Regions from separate parts of the Homo sapiens genome. Here region 1 is linked to region 2. A link is an interaction called in ENCODE POLR2A ChIA-PET data of the cell type or tissue named here. Cell type or tissue: endothelial cell of umbilical vein. All regions are shown on one strand. Each heading gives the region's core, and the rest is flanking DNA. Links, peaks and the distances in the headings are about the cores only. Region 1 overlaps ANO10 (anoctamin 10). Region 2 overlaps ANO10 (anoctamin 10).

Region 1 (8,339 bases), core at 78-8,077, 73 kb before region 2:
CCTAGAGTATATGACTCAAATTTTTAGCCCTTTTTCTGCTGTTTACCTCTATATTTCTAAATACTATGTCTTTCAGTTTTATTGACTCTCTACTATAAAATATGAATGTTTTTATGTTCCATCTTGCCAGTGTAATTTCACATCACAACTTTTGGTTAAATCAGTGATTGTATTGTTATACAATTAGTATATTGTATTATTATACAATTATTATACAATAATACAATGTAGTGGTTGTATTATTATGCACATTGTATTTGTAGATAAGTACGTAGTGTGCCATGATTATGTTTCCTTAAGCATAATTGAGTTGAAAACGGCCTTGTTTTTTCTTTGTTTGGTTTCTGTGTACCTATCATTGATTCTTTCCTAAACATAGTGTGCTTAAACACACCAGACAGCCTCTCAGTGTGTTGTGTTGTTTTCCTTGGAGAGGGTATTTCTGGAACTGTGGTGTTCCCTTCCCATTTGGGCAGTTCACCTCCAGACTGGCTGCAGGGTTTCTGTCCTCACTTCCCAACTTCTTGGGAATTCACTTGGCTTCTCGTTTACCACCCCTTTCTTGTAACCCCCTCCTTTATCTTGGCAGGTTCATGAGAGATAGTTTGGAATCTTGCATATCTGCAGACATCTTTATGCCCATCTGCCCTCCAAATTTGGAAGACATTACCCATTGCCTCTAACATTGCTGTTGAGAGCCTAATGCCAGCCTGACCCCTGATCCTTTACACGGGGTCTGTTCATTCTCTCTGGAAGCTTTCACAGTCTTCTCTTTATCCCTGGTGTCTGACATTTCACAATGATATGCCTTTGTGGTCTCCTCGATCAGAGGGACTTAACACTTGCAGACACCTGTTCTTCAGTTCTGTGAAATCCTTGAATTATTTCTTTGAGAATTATCTTTTCTCCATGTTCTATCTTTATTTCTGGCCCTCTGTTGCATTTTCTGGACTTACCATTTGTTGTATGTTTTCCCCCTATTTTTGTGTCTCCTTGTTTGTTTGGGTTCTTCTGTCTATTTTGAGATTTTCTCAACTGTATTTCCCAATTCTTCTATTGAATGTCAGCAATCATAAGTTTAGTATCCAAGAGCTCTTTTTTATTCTCTGAATGTTCCCACCTCCTTTTAGAAAATAGCATTCTGTACTTTATTTCATGAATGCAGTATTATCCCTCTGTACTTTTCTTCTGATCTCTGCTTTGTCTCTGTTTCCTCCTAATTCCTCTTTTAGTGGAAAGGCGTTTTCATTATTGTGTTACTGCCCCTGGTGCTGCCTGTAGTTCAGTCTCACTTGATAGGAAGTCTTGTGTCTTCCACTGGATGAGAGAGGGGATGGGACTTTGAAGGATAGAGAGGGGTCAAGGAGTGTCTTCTGCCCTTCTGCAGCCGTTCTGAGGTCCTAGGCTCTATCTCCTGGGGTTCTCCAAGGCCCAGGCACTGTGGGCTATCATTTTATGGTGATTCAGAAGGAGGGGAGAGCAGACGTAAGTTCATCTGTTTAATCCAGAAGTCTCCCAGGTCTCCAGGTCCCAGTATTACACTTTGACTTTAACCATTTGGTAATTAACTTTTCTCCTACTTAGTCTATCCACTTAGAAATGTCTGCAGCCTTCAACTTTCCTTTTTCCCTCCCTCCTTTCCTTCCTTTCAAAAAGCTCTCTTCAGGGCAGATGTACCAATCACATTTCATTAGAGGTCTTTACTTCTCTGGTTCTTTTTTATTGTTGAGTACTGTGAATTTGGTAATTTTTCATAGATTATTGAACTTTAGATTGACCAACTTCTGAATTAATAAATATATCAAAGTTTAATATTTATTTTTTATTTCTAACTTCACCTACTTGAAAAAGAAAGCAACAACAATGTTTAAAATGTAAATAGGATAATTAGGTATAGAAACTTTCAGAGAACATCTGGGATAACAGGGACTGTGTGTTTTTACCACATGAGACATGATACAGCTTTTATACAATTAGGCCTTAATGCTTGCTCTTATATTTTCATGTTAGCACGAGTGAAAAGGAAAAGGTAGTGCCTCTTTTCTGTTATTAAACAAAAGGATCAGGGAACCTTGATTAACACAATAATCTATGCACGAGTGAAAAGGAAAAGGTAGTGCCTCTTTTCTGTTATTAAACAAAAGGATCAGGGAACCTTGATTAACACAATAATCTATGTCCTCAAGGATAGTTTTAGAAAACCATTCAGATGGTTCACTATAGTTTCTAAAGTGCCCTAACTTGTGGAGGCATTTCTGTAGGGGGCTATAATATTATAAAACAGGTACTTGGGTTTGCTTTTAGATGCTCTAACCTTAAAATGGAGACAATTTGGAAGTCTAAGGATATATCAGACTTTTTAAAAACTATTTGACTTCTCAAGCTTTTGCCAAATGTTTGATCACAGTCAATTTATTATTGAATTATCTGCTACATATGTATGGTGTGAATAATCTGTGTTTGAAAATGAGAAAAATTGTACTGTGTCAAATATGAATACTACATAGGAGTGAGAGCTAAGCATTAATGTAAATTAATTACTTGTGCCAAAGACTTCTCCCCACTAGGAGGACAGCCTGTGTTAGCACAAGCATAAACCATCAGAGTAGACAGAGCCACTATTTTTCTGATTGTGATGATGTTGGAATTTCTCACTCACACATAGTCACTACAGTGAAATGAAAAAAGCATGGGTCCTGGAGTCAGACAGCTAAGATCCTGGCTTCAGATCTCACTAGCTAGGGGAAGTTACTTTCCAGACCTTAATTTCTTAATCTATAAAATGGGTGGTTAAAGTCCCTACTTTAAAGGGTTTGTTAGGATTGGGCTTTTCATTTATAAAACACATAGCACAGTGGTGAGGTCATAATAGATGGCTGCTGTTTTTTAGGTTGCTGATTTCAGAATTATCATTTTGCATAGAAGAGGCAACTTTGACAAGGACATTTTAAGGCATCTGTTCTGACTAACCCCAACTTCCATCTCCAGAACCTCACTCCATGTGGCTTGTATAGACAGCTCACTAACTCTGTGACCTTGGCCAGGATACGTAACCTCTCTGATCCTCAGTTTCCTTATCTGTCAAATGGGAATAAATGTAGTTTCTGCCTCATAGGGCTGTTGTGAGCATTAAATGAGTAAATATATGAAAAGCACTTAGAATAGGGCCTGGCACAAGGTAAGCATTGTGGTAAAGTGTGAACTGAAAAAACAGAGACTACTTCCTTAGAGATGGGCCATTGGGAAATCACTTCTCAACATTCCTCCCTCACTCCCTATGTGTGCCTCTGGTGTGCAGGTTGGCGGGCCCCTGCCAAAGTCAAAGAGGTCTGTCCAATTGTAAGTGATAATGGCTCTTTTTTCTGCCCGTAATGAGCAACAGGCACCTTCTATGTTAAGATTATGCCTTGCCCAAACAGGAAGGCCACGTCACCTTCGCGTCTTCCTGTGTGCTATTGTGTGTGAACACACCCAAGGTCGACTGACAGTATAGGGGATGTTAGAACATTTAAGATGAGGGGTAATTTGTCATCAGGCTATTCCCTCCTGCTCTGAGCTTACCACAAGTACAGTATTATGGTCCAGGATCCAAGGAAGCATTACGAGTTTTAGATCTGTGCTCAGATTGTTCCGTTTGATTTGCAAATGACTTTTATGCAATGACATTTTGATTTAGCACTTAAAATATAACACGTCAGCTGTTATTAACAATTATCTTAATAAAATGAAATGGAAGGTAATAGATGGAGTACGTCTTGCTTCATTTTCTGTCCATACCACTTAGGACAGTCCCTAGCATATGGTAGATGCTCAGTAAATGTTTGTTTGAGTAAGTAATTTATAAATTATTTTCATATTCATTAATAAAAAGGGAGAGGTGGTACATCTTTTTTGTGCATCTGCCTAAGTTTTATCCACTACAATACCTTTGATATTATTCTAGCTTTTCTTAACAGTTACAATAATACTGTATCTTCTCAACATCATATCATCTCAATATGCTGATCAGTTTTAATTTGAGGGATAATGAAAGATTTCTCTATTTGTAAACCAGTAGATAAATAACAGGGCTTGTCTCTAGGGAGAATACTGAAAGATGGTAGAGGGGTGCAGAGCAGGAATGGATGGAAGATCTTTTCTGTATATTCTTTGTCTTTATTTTTTAAAACTATGTATACACATTACTTTCTCAAATAAAAGAAATTTTACCCATGGTAAAAGAAAAAAAAACTCTTGTATCTGCCCACTGTGGAGATCTGCCTGCATTGAATAGTACAGGGAAATTACTTATTGATCGGCAAATTGCTTATTGATTGGCAAGGTTTGCTATGTTTTCTTTCTTCTTTCAAAATACATGCTATGGTCATGCATGAATTCGGGGATAGTCTTCATTTTCTTTGAGCAGTTACTCTTAGGCTATCTCATTATTTTAATGTTTATTAGTGGTATAGCTTGCTCATACTAAGTTCCACAAAGTGATCTAACTCAAGATTTCTTGGGAAGATGGTGAAGTAAGGGAAAAAACCGATAAAAACTACAAAGAAAAAGGAAAGTAAGGAGAAAACTCCATAAACCAAGAAAAGGAAAAGGAGAAAACAGGGAGCTGGCAGGGAAGTGGTGTCCGTTGCATTCTACAGGTGTTGAGAAGTTTTTATCTGATATAACATGAAGGACAGACCAACTTCAGGAAGACACCAAGAACCAGCCAATGTCTTCCCTTCCTGAGACAATTGGTGGGATGACATGAGAAATGAATTTAACAAATGCTAGTAGACCACTACAGACCCCACTAATTGGAGATCAAAAGCAGGCCTAGAAGAGGTAGAGACTCTTTCTACCTTAGGATTCAGTAACATTCACAGAATGGGTACATGGATATCACCAAGATAAACTGAAAACTTGGGGGCAACCTTCAGGTCTACCAACAATTATTTTTTGGAATTTTCTTCTGTTCCCCTTTGGTTTTTATTTAGACATGATTAAATACATGATAATTTTAGGGGGAAAGTAGATAAGCTAACAGAAAAAAATACTGTAAAACCCAGAAAAAAATACTGTAAAACTAGTTAACATTATAAAATGACAATATGAGCAAACAGTGTATCAAAATATATGATTCTGAAGTAAATCACATAGAATAAATATGAGATAATGGCCATGGACATTTTTGAAGAAAATAAAGCCACAATAACTGAAAAATTATGATAATGGCACCAGAATAAATAGATAAATAGAACAGATCATAAATTCCATGAACTGTCAAAAGTATAGATACATACAAATTTGTAGGCCAGGTGTGGTGGTTCACACCTGTAATCCCAGCACTTTGGGAGGCTGAAGTGGGCAGATCACTCGAGGTCAGGAGTTCAAGACCAGCCTGGCCAACATGGTGAAACCCCATCTCTACTAAAAAATAAAAAAAACTTTGCCAGGTGTGGTAGCACATGCCTGTAATCCCGGCTGCTCCGGAGGCTGATGCAGGAGACTGTCCTGAACCCAGGAGGCAGAGGTTGCAGTGAGCCAAGGTTGCGCCATTGCACTCCAGCCTAGGCAACACAGCAAGACTTCATCTCAAAAACAAAACAAAACAAAAACAAAGAACCCCCCCCACAAATTTGTGATAGGCATTTTTTGCCAGTAGAAAAATGATTGATTAGGTATTAAATGTTGCTGGGACAAATGGCAAGCCATTTGGGGAGAGTGGATAAAGCCTCCCCTTTTTTAAAGTACACACTGAAATGAAATTCAGTCAAGTTAAATATATGAATATAACAAATTAAAACCATAAAAGGACTGGAAAGAATTATAGGTGAATATTTATCTGATCTTTGGGTGGGGAGACCTTGACTATAAGAATGACACCAAAGAGAGAAACTGTAAGAAAAAAAATTCACAGGTTCTTCACGCTAATGTTGTGTGTAAGGTTCAAGACCGAGAAGGAGCTATATGTCCAACATTAGATAATTGAATAAATGTTGACCCATCCTTATAATGGTATATCTTGCCACTATAAACATAAAACTGTATGTAAGTATTTATCCTTGGAAAGACAGCCGTGACATAGTGCTAAGTGAAAAGCTTATAAAGGCATGTATATAGATGTTTGCTTTTGTATAAATGGCCTGGGCAGATATAATCCAATGTTAACACCAGTAGTTTTCTCTGGCTATTAAGATTTGGGTAATTTATTTATTTTGGCTTTTCTGTGTTTCTTTCTTTTCTCCTACTATAGTGATTATATATTTAAATAATCATGTCTAGTTAAAAACCAAAGGACAAAAAAAAATTCTACAAAATAATTAGTGATAATAAAATCAGAGAGAAAACTGAGCTTCAAACTCCCCTCTTGACTAGATTAGATAGATAGATTTCTTAGAAAGATTTTGGGGACCATCTGTTTTGTTGCATGATAACAGCATTTCTTTATGTGGCAACTTGAATCTGTAATGACCATAAATGCAAATTTCTTTAAACATAAAAATCAAATACATGTATTCATTCTAAAATACCACTAAAGGTCATATTTTTAAATGATGATTTATTATAGTTGACATTTGACTTATTTATACATTCATTCTTTTTAAACAGTGTTTGTTTTAATTTTTCTGAATTAAACATCAAAGAGCTGTTTTAAAATACAAATTTATTATGGACAACCAAAGTTAATGAATATGTCTCTTAATGAGAGCTTTGGCTAAGCCAGTTTAAAACATTTACAAGTCAAAAATGTAATCAAGGAGAGATTGTTTTAGTTTATTGTCCACCAAGAAGCTTAGCTGCCAGCAAGAAAAACTCTCATTTTCTGGGGAAATGTTGCTCCTCCTGCTTTGAGCTCTGCAATGTTTTATCGACTTGGAAAAACAACATATTAGTTTTGATAATCAATCCTGATAAAGTCCTCTGAGCCCATCAGTTTTCTCTTGTGAGCTGACAATCTTCTAATGTGAAAAAGGAAGAAATTGGGGTTGGGGGGGGCGGGGAAGTACTGAAACTTGCAGCAAGTGGTATGACCACGTGTAATCAGTCTTATATAGCCCTTTATATCCTAGGTGGAAATCAATAATCATCATTTTGCCTTTGCTTGAAATTGCTTTATACCAAAACCAAAAAGGCCTCTGTTATACCACTTTCTCTCAGTTGCACACAATATAAAAATGCTCTTTGGATCATTCCAAAACTGTATACACATGCTGGCTGGGAGGAATGAATGACTGTGTGTGTTTGCTCTGAACCCTCCTCAGCCCAGCTGTGTTGTCACTTGGGCTGCACTCTCACTGTCATCACCAGGCCTCTGTCACTGACTCCAGACCTCTCCATCTTCAGGGGTTGTAATTTTCTTTGTATAGCCTTCCCCACAACCCCACCCAATAATTGCCATTTGTTTAAGAATACCTCAGGATCATTCATTCATTTATTCAATGTTGAAGTGCTGCTGAACATCCTATGACGTCCAGGGCAGCTCCCCACAACAAAGAATTTTCCAGTCTAAAATGTCAGCAGTGCTGAGGTTGAGAAACGCTGAGGTTGAGAAACCTTCAGTTAAATCAACTATTTTCTTCAGCATGTCTAGGAACAGTATTGGGCATAAAGTGGTAGAAGAGCGAATGGGATTTCTTTCCTACCATTCTGGTAAATTGACACATGAGAAAAGTCAACAGATAACAAATAATGACAGTGGCATGTGGGAGAGGCGCGTGTGGCACTGAGAGCACAGGGGTGGTCATGCTCTCTCTGACTGTGCCTGTAGGGCTCAGAGCATTCCAGACCAGCTTTATCATGGTAGGCAAGGGGAGCAAGTAGAGTGACGTGGCAGGAGCCTAGCAGTGAGGAAGAACGTGGCTTATGACATCCAGGAGGAGAGTGTAGACGGCGCTGGGCATGGAATCAGGCCAGCAAAGCGGACAGTGTCTCGTCATGAGAGATCCAATACTGGGCACTGATCACGTTTAAAAGAGACCAGAGAGACATAATCAAATGCTGTGCATGAATTTTGACTAGATTCTGTCTAGTAGGAAAACAGCTATAAAAAAAAAAGACATTTTGGACCAAAAATCTTCCAGAGAGGATTTCACAACACACTGATTTGCCAAGATTAGTTTTGTGAATGATTTCTCTCCACTTATTACTTTGAAATTTTCAAATATACAGAAATGCTAAAAGTTCAGTGAATAGTTGTATGCCTTTAACCCAAATTCTGTAGTTGTCATTCATATTTATCATTTTGCTTATATTTGCTTTATTTTTATGTATATACATGCACATACAGACCATACAGATAAAAACACAACTTTTTAAAAAATGAACTTCTTGAAAGTAAGGTGCAGACATCAAGGCAATTT
Region 2 (8,339 bases), core at 98-8,097:
GGTTTGGCTTCTTCAGTCATCAGACAATCTTTATGCACCTTTTGTGTACTTTGGGCAGTAAGTAAAATGTAAGGCGGTATGAAAGGAGCAGGTCGGGAAGTGAAATATAAGAGCAAGCTCTAAGTTGAAAAACCCATTTTCAAAATCACAATATATGCTGCTGGTTTCCCTTATGTCCTTATTTTCATTTGGTACTTTAAAAATTTCAGAAATTATCTTAAGGACGAATAATGAAACTTAAATCTCTAAGATTAATTAATATTTTAATCTGCTTTTAAAAGATTTGAAATTCTTCTTTTACATCATTTGAGAACTCTCTATGACCAAGAACTGCTAATTATGGTAACAAGCTGTAGTTTTAGATTTTCTTTGTCAGGGTTAAGAATTCAGATACCTAACTTAAGACTCCACATGATATCTAGACTACCAGTATTTTTTGAATGAGGCTTTCTTAGGAGTATGTTGATGCACTCTCATCCTTTCCTCCCTGGACTCCTACCACAACCCTCTGACTGATCTCCCTACCTCCATTCTCTCTTCTCTCCACTCCAGTTTTCCTTTTGCTGCCACAGCTTGCTATCCCAAATACAAATATGACTCAATGTTATGGTCCTGCTCAAAATTTTTTAGCAGCTCTGCATGACTCAAGAGAAACCCCAGCCCCTCCATGTGGCTGTGCTTGCAGCCTCATCCCCCTGCAAAGCCCCACGTGGGCTCTGGCCACTGGACTGTACCCTGTTCCTAGAACACCCTGTGTTCTTTTGCCTTTGCACATTCTCTTCACCCTGCTGGTTCCCTGTTGTCCACTTTTCCTCCTGGACAATTTCTCCTCCTTTTAAAGACTCACCTCATGGATCACCACCATGGTGAGGCTGTCCTTTGTTGGCATTTGTCATGCTCCATTGTAATCTCTGGGCCACAACCAGAGCGTTTCTTCTCTGTGTTCTCTTAGTTACCGAGCTTGTGGTGGGTGTGCACTAAAAAGTGACATCATTCTCCTTGACCTGGTGATCCCATATTTGCATCTATACTTCCAAGGAAGGTGGTACATGCACTGCTGCTTGAGGCAGCCCTGTTATCCCAGGGAAAGATTCTAAGGGATAGGCCTTGCCTGTCCCTGGGAGTCAGAGAAGTGCAGGTTAGGGAGAGAAACATATTTGGGGTTAGTGCACCTGCGATCAATTTGGCAGTCTCTTTAAGTCAAGGGAGTTTAACTAGCATTCAGAGAGTTCATGAATCTGTGGTCTGAATTCCAGTCTGCGCGCTGGCACAGAAAAGCCATGCAAGCTTGGGCAAGTCTGGTAACTTTTGATTTGGTATTCTCATCATTAAATGGACAAGGTGGACCAGGTGATCTCTAAAGTATCTCCATTGCAGCTGTGCATGGTGGCTCACGCATGTAATCCCAGCACTTTAGGAGGCCGAGGTGGGTGGATCACTTGAGGTCAAGAGTTCCAGACCAGCCTGGCAAACATGGTGAAACTCTATCTCTACTAAAAATACAAAAATTAGCCGGGTGTGGTGGCACATGCCTGTAGTCCCAGCTACTTGGGAGGCTGAGGCAGGAGAATCGCATGAACCTGGGAGGCAGAGGTTGCAGTGAGCCAAGATCATGCCACTGCACTGCAGCCTGGGTGACAGAGCAAGATTCCCTCTCAAAAAAAAAAAAAAAATCTCTGTTGCGAGACTCAGCGTGCACACTGCAGGTGGAATAACCTAGTGACTTTCTCAGGTGTTCAGTTGATAGTCATATGATCAACTGGCACTGTTGTGTAAAAATGCCCATTTCCAAAGATGGAGAGGGAATTTAGAATGTCGTAAATGGAACATAGTGTTCATGGCATCTTTTTTGCTATGGAGTTGTGAACTAATTTTAACTTTCTAAAAGGAAACAGTCCAGCTTTGTGGGTAACTAGGGTAGAAAGCAGCAGTTTGCTTTATGGTGAGTTCTGCATGCTTTGTCATGAATCGGTGGCATGTGATTCGTCATGTAAGCCATTCATAACTGGTGTTTCTGTCAGTCATATGCGTACAGAAGGCAGTTCTCCATGTGCTCATACTTTAGCAGAATAAGAATGTGACTGTTGTTTCAAAATTAGAATCAGTAAATAGGTGATGATGGCTTATTTTTTGCCCCTATTTCAGTATTGGCTCACAACACTTGAAAATGCGCCTCTAAAAAATGTCGTCATGATATTTATAGCTCGATGTTTTGTAAATGAGCTGAATGTGGTGAGTGAGAACAGTTGCACGTCCTGTGCTTTTGATATTTCCCTTGACTGCTGTGAAGGCTCTGACTCAGCATGGATGATGTACAGTCTGCTCAAGATACAGCCCCACAGGAGTGGAGGCTGGCGTCATCCTGGAGGCCTGTTCCCGAGGTGCTGGAAGATGGCACGGAGTGGTTGCCATGCAGATGGGATTCTTCCCACTGCCCTGGGAGCTTCCATTCTAGAACTGTGAATTGTGGACATGTCTATGTCCATCACAGTAGCGGTCTGTGGTTAGCCTGCTTTCATACTGATAGGGCCCAGCTCTGGGGTGATGATTTCTTTCCTTTTTTTCCCCTTCCTTTTCACAGTATACTTTCAAGAATGGTTAAAATAATTATTTCACCTTAACTACTATGCAACTTGGAGTAAATTAAAGGAAAATTGTTTTTCTTTTCAGGTTCAAAGAAGTAGGTAATTACTTTTGGCAAAGGAGCAGACAAAGATCTAGCAATATGAGATTCATTTGTCAATAATTAGGCAATGATAAGTATATATTTTAGGTTGAAATTTTAGCTATTTGAAAAAAACTACAGGCTGGGTGCAGTGGCTCACGCCTGTAATCCCAGCACTTTGGGAGACTGAGGTGGGTAGATCACTTGAGCCCAGGAGTTCAAGAGTAGCCTGGGCAACATGGTGAGACCTCGTCTCTACAAAAAATACAAAAATTAACCGGGCGTGATAGTGCACTCCTTTAGTCTCAGCTGAGGTGGGAGGATCGCTTGAGCCTGGGAAAGCATGGCTGCAGTGAGCTGAGATCACACCACTGCACTCCAGCCTGGGTGATGGAGTGAGACCCTGTCTCAAGAAAGAAGAAAAGGAAAAAACTACAGTTGAATAATTTGCCAGTTTCTCATAAATTAACAGAAAGCTTTGAGTCTTCAGAGTCACAACACAGTGAGTTCATGGATGGTCAGTGGGACTTCTGGCCCAAGTGGCCATTCTCACATCACTTCTGCCCTCCTCCCCGTGGACTGCTTTAGGAATCCATGGGTCCTTCCTCTAATTAAGATGTAACACCCTCTTGCCCCAGAATTCCTCCAGATGGGATTGCTTGGGACTCAGGTGTTTACAGTTTATCAAAGGGTAGCATTTCTTAAAAGTCACCAAAATCCTGCAGAACTAGGAATAATTTGCCAGAAAAGCTAGGCAACACACAGGAATTTGGATTTGTTTAAGATTAAAAGGACATGTTAGATCAACTTGCCAATGAAAATTACGGTGCAGATCTTAAACATTTTCTAAATTTGTGTTTACTTCAAACTGTAAAAAGTTTTGTAACTAATTTCTGCTCAACTATTTCATGTATTCATCATGTTTCATGTATACATCAAGAATGTAGCATAAAGAGTTTCTAGCTTGACACTATATTAGTTTTGCTTTTTTTTTCTTTTCCTTTCTGTTTTTTGGTGGTTTTTTTTTTTTTTTTTTTGAGACAGGTTCTTGCTCTGTCACCCAGGATGGAATGGAATGCAGTGGCTCATTGCAGCCTCAACTTCCTGGGCTCAAATGATCTTCCATCTCAGCCTCCTGAGTACCTGAGACCACAGGTGCACACCACCATGCCCAGCTAATTTTTTTTTATTTTTTGTAGAGATGGAGTCTCTTTATGTTGCCTAGACTGGTCTCAAACTCCTGGGCTCAAGCTATTCTCCCACCTCAGCCTTGTAAAATGCTGGGATTACAGGGATGAGCCATCATACTTGGCCACTGTATTAGATTTCTGTTGCTCTGTAACAAATTACCACAAATATGATGGGTTAAAACAGTCCACATTTGTTATTTCGCAGTTTCTGTGGATCCAGAGTTCCAACACAGCTTAACTGGGTCCCCTGCTCAGGGTCTTAGTAGGCTGCAATCTAAGATGTCAGCTGGGGCTTTGGTCTTATCAGAGGCTGAACTGCAGAAAGTTCTGCCTTAAGCTCTCTGAGGATGTTAGTGGAATTCATCTCCTTGTGGCCTTAAGGCTGTGTTCGGCATTTTCTTGCTGGTTATTATCCAGAGGCTTCCCTTAGCTCCTGGAGGCCACCTGCAGTTTCTTGCCATGTATCCCTCTCCATAGGTCCTCTCGCAGCATGACACTTACTTATACAAAGCCACCTATAAAGAGTCTCTCTGCTCAGAGTCTCTGGCCTCAGGGACAGCTGAGGCCCTCTTTTAAATGGCTGCTCACTTACTAAGTCTGGCCCACTATGGATAATCTCCTTTTTGGTTAACTTAAAGTCAGCTGAATAGGGACCTTAATTACATCTGAAAACATCTCTTCACCCTTGTCATATAACATAACCTACTGTGGGAGTGACCATCCTCTTTTCTACATGCTGTTGATGAGAAGCAAGTCCCAGCCCCTGCTTATACTCCAGGAGGGGAGGGTGTTATACAAGGTATGGTTACCAGGATATGGGAATCATTGTGTAGTGGGGGGAGCAGGGCCTAGGACTTACCCTAGGGTGTGTCCACCACAGGTACTCTGAATGTTTATTAAGTTGAAAGATTCTGTTATAAATCATTTATTTGGAATGAAAATTACATGTTCCAGTAGGAATCGGGTGATATTTATAGTTAAGCTTATAGGTAAGCTGACCAAGCCTATTTAAAATAAAGTGTGGCTAATCTAAAATATTACTATTCCATTTGTCTTGAATTTGGAATAAGGTCAGGGTGTGAAGTACAGGAAAATGCTTCTTCCCATCTTCTGGGGCACAGGGTTATCCTATCCATCAGCTCCACAGCTTTCCCCTGCTTCCAGCCCTATTTGGTGATAGGCCACATTTGCCTTTCTCTTTCCCATAGACTTGGAGTAGCCGGCCCTTCTCCTGCTGCCCTGAGCTCTTGCTGTTGGACCCACATGGGCCCAGCCCAGCCCCCCAGCTCCTCATGTGCCCAGATGATCTTTCTCTTGTTCCTCCTGTCCAAACCATTTTCCCTCAGTAAGTTTCACTTCACTAGGTATTAGACCAAAAGCTTCCAGTGTGGAGGAAGGAGAAAGGCTAATTATGGGTTCTGTTTCTCTCTGACAGATGTCAAGTTTTGCTGTGTTTTTCTCAAATATTTAAAATATCTGTGGCACCTCTGTGAGTTTGCTGCAGTTCCCAGGGGTGCCTCTGGGCATAGTTTGGGAACTGTGGCTGTATCCTGTGTAGGATTCTACCTGCATTGAGCACTCATTATTTGTGAGGTCCAGTGTTCAGGGTTGGAACAGCAAATGGAAGAAAAAATAATCTAACAGCTGACTTGAGCACTGAGAAGGATGCATTTGAGGCTCAGAGGCCCTGCTGTGGGAGGGCAGAGCAAAGTGTGTTTGCTTCTGGGATGGGGTAGCAAACATCATTTTGCCTTAAGACGAAATAAATACCAGCCACAGCATGATGCTTCCTGGCAAAATGTTCCTATATTTTGCCTGAAGCAGAGCTGAAATCCTTAACAGACCATGGTACGGTCTTGGTAATCTGTTTATTTGGTGTAGGGCATTTACTGCCCACTTCAGTGGTCTACTGTTCAGTTGTTTTTAATAGGGACACTAAGGCATGTTTTTAAAAATCAGCTTGAAGGGAAAGCATGTAAATATAGTCACATATCCTGAGCTTGGGCTGGCTAAGGGTCGCTGGTGGGGCAGGGTGCCATTTTGAAAAGAGCCAGTGTGGTACCTCTCAGGACCAAGGGCACAGAAGAAGGGATGACCTGGGAAAAGACCAGGATTCCTTCAGCCTGTAGCCAGGTGATAGAATTTCTACAGCACACAGGGGTAAGGGCTGCTGGGGAAGTAACCCACAAGGACATGGGAATCAGCACTCCATCGTGTCTGTGGCCAGATCACCCTGGAGCCCTGGGCAGGCAACTCTACAATGAACATAATGTTTTAAAATATGCAAAGTAATATTATGTATCATTTAGGCATAATACATGTAGGGGAAAGAAACATGGGAATGATAAATACCACATCTAGGCAAGTGGTCCTGTCTGAGGGTGAGGGCAGAAGATGAGACCCAGAGGGGCTGTGATGTGGAGCGAGCTCTGTTAGCCATGTCCACTTCTTAAAGGAGCTCATGCGCAGGGGCTGAGGGTGTCATTCTTTCCAACCTCAAGTCTTCATAAATTTTTTCTGATTTTTAATGGGAAGAGTAATACTTTATGGATTTATGATAATTACATTTTTTGTTTGTGTTTGTGCATTTGGTTTGAGGAAAACTAGTGAGTGAGCAGGCATGCCAGAGGCCAGCTGTTGTCACCGAGGTTTGTCAGCCTCTGGATTGAAGGAAGAGCCCACTGGGGATGTTACAGACTCTGTGCCCAAGCCGGACTGTGCCTAAAGCACCTCCTTATAACCTGGGCATGGGACCCTCAGAGCTGTACCACATCATCAGGAAAATGCAGAGGGTGACACCCACTCCCTTGAGTGACTACAGAGGAAGGAAGATAGCATGTGCCTGAGCCCGACATATAATTGACCACAGAGTAAACATCAGTTAAACATGGATCTAAAAATGTGATGGCTTTTGGATGCTCCAAAGAATGCCAGGGGAAAGTGAGCAGATATGGGAAGATATTTATATTTATCTTATTTATTACACCTATTATCCTATCACAGAACATATTTAAATATGGAAAGTGCTCCATTCTATAATTATAACAAAAGAAGCAATCATGTAGAATTGTCCCGATTTTAATTCATTAATTTTTCCAACTTGAAAATACTTTGGGATATTTCATAATAGTTCATTTTGCCTGAAACAAATTGAACCATGAAACCACTGGTCTGTGAAATGACTGAATGAATTAAAACTGTGTGTAAGCAGCTAGATCAAAATTAATAAGAGAATCTAAGCATAAGTAGAAGCCCATTAACAAAGAATCTATTCTTGAAGTGTCTCTGTAGCATATTTTTATGGCGTTTCCCCCCCGCCTTTTAAAAAATTTAATGTATCTTTACATAGAGTGATTTAATAACAGAACTTCAGCCTGCAAGGGAATTTTTGAGTTGTTTATTTTGTTTTTTAAAATGAACTGTGTTCTCCTTTGGATCATGAGTGTTCACATGACAGAAAGTGTGGGTTTGCTGCTGGTTTCTGGTACATCACCCTAGCACGTCCTTCATAAATGCTGTGGCCATTCTGTCTTACTTAGGAAAAAAGATACAGGAAATAAAAATCAAACAAAACAAAAGGCTGGGGGCCAAGAGTATTAATGCTTTAAAGGAAAAAGCGAAGTCTCTCAATATAGCTTTTAAAAATGTACTACTACCAAGTACTGACTAGATACTGGAAATACATACACATGTATACTTTTCTCCCAGGAAACAGATAAAGGCAGACTAAAGTCCATCATGAAAGAGGATTAACGGAAGGGAAAAAAAGTTCTTGACACGTCAGACTATAGGCTTGCGTCTTGACAAAGTACGTTCCTACTTGACCTGTGGCTTATAGCATCCCTCAATCCCTCATCCTCATCTCACTGTGCCTGTGCCCCAGCCTTACACACAACCATGCTATTCCACAGTCAGAAGAGGTCATTTTATTTATTTGTTTATTATTTTGAGACAGGGTCTCACTCTCCCAGGCTGGAGTTCAGTGGCACCATCAGGGCTCACTGCAGCCTTAGACTCCCGGGCCCAAGTGATCCTCCCACCTCAGCTTCCCAAGTAGTTGGAAATACAGGTGTGCGCCACCATGCCTGGCTATTTTGTTTTTGTTTTTGTTTTTTAGAGACAGAGTTTTGCCATGTTGCCCAGGCTGGTTTCGAATTCCTGGGCTCAAGCAATTCTCCTGCTCAGCTTCCCAAAGTGTTGGGAATATAGGTATGAGCCACCATGCCCAATCAGAAAAGATCTTCTGAAGACACAGTATTTCACAGTTGGGGAATGAGACCCAGAAAGCCAGAGGACCTTCCCAAGCTTCCCAGCCAGTCGACTTTCTCTATGTAGCCAGCTGGCTTTCATCCAGTATTGCTGGATGGCCTGCTGATTTGTCTAGTTCTGCATTCTATCTCTGGGAGTTGACCTAGTGGACACTATATGGGAAAGGGGGGTCAGACATCCCTAACACTTATTACCATCTAGTAGGACTTCCTAAC

What was found. ChIA-PET counts read pairs that join two places held together with the same protein. Peaks named below come from ENCODE experiments on the same cell type or tissue, not always from the same donor. Only the 100,000 strongest peaks of a DNase experiment are listed, where the experiment ranks them.
Region 1: POLR2A ChIA-PET joins it to region 2 with 10 read pairs; 2 of 35 experiments call an interaction of 5 or more read pairs at or near these places.

The regions. Positions count from the first base shown.
Region 1 is chr3:43,472,851-43,481,189 of GRCh38, reverse strand. All of the region lies in intron 11 of ANO10 (anoctamin 10), which reads left to right. Among named protein-coding and RNA genes, the nearest start is that of SNRK-AS1, 130 kb to the right of the region's middle. RefSeq lists an enhancer at 1,871-2,443. In endothelial cell of umbilical vein, for the core only: no CTCF peak of the experiment used is centred there; a DNase peak (open chromatin) is centred at 3,449; H3K27ac peaks cover 2,091 bases.
Region 2 is chr3:43,400,240-43,408,578 of GRCh38, reverse strand. All of the region lies in intron 12 of ANO10 (anoctamin 10), which reads left to right. Among named protein-coding and RNA genes, the nearest start is that of SNRK-AS1, 52 kb to the right of the region's middle. In endothelial cell of umbilical vein, for the core only: no CTCF peak of the experiment used is centred there; no DNase peak of the experiment used is centred there.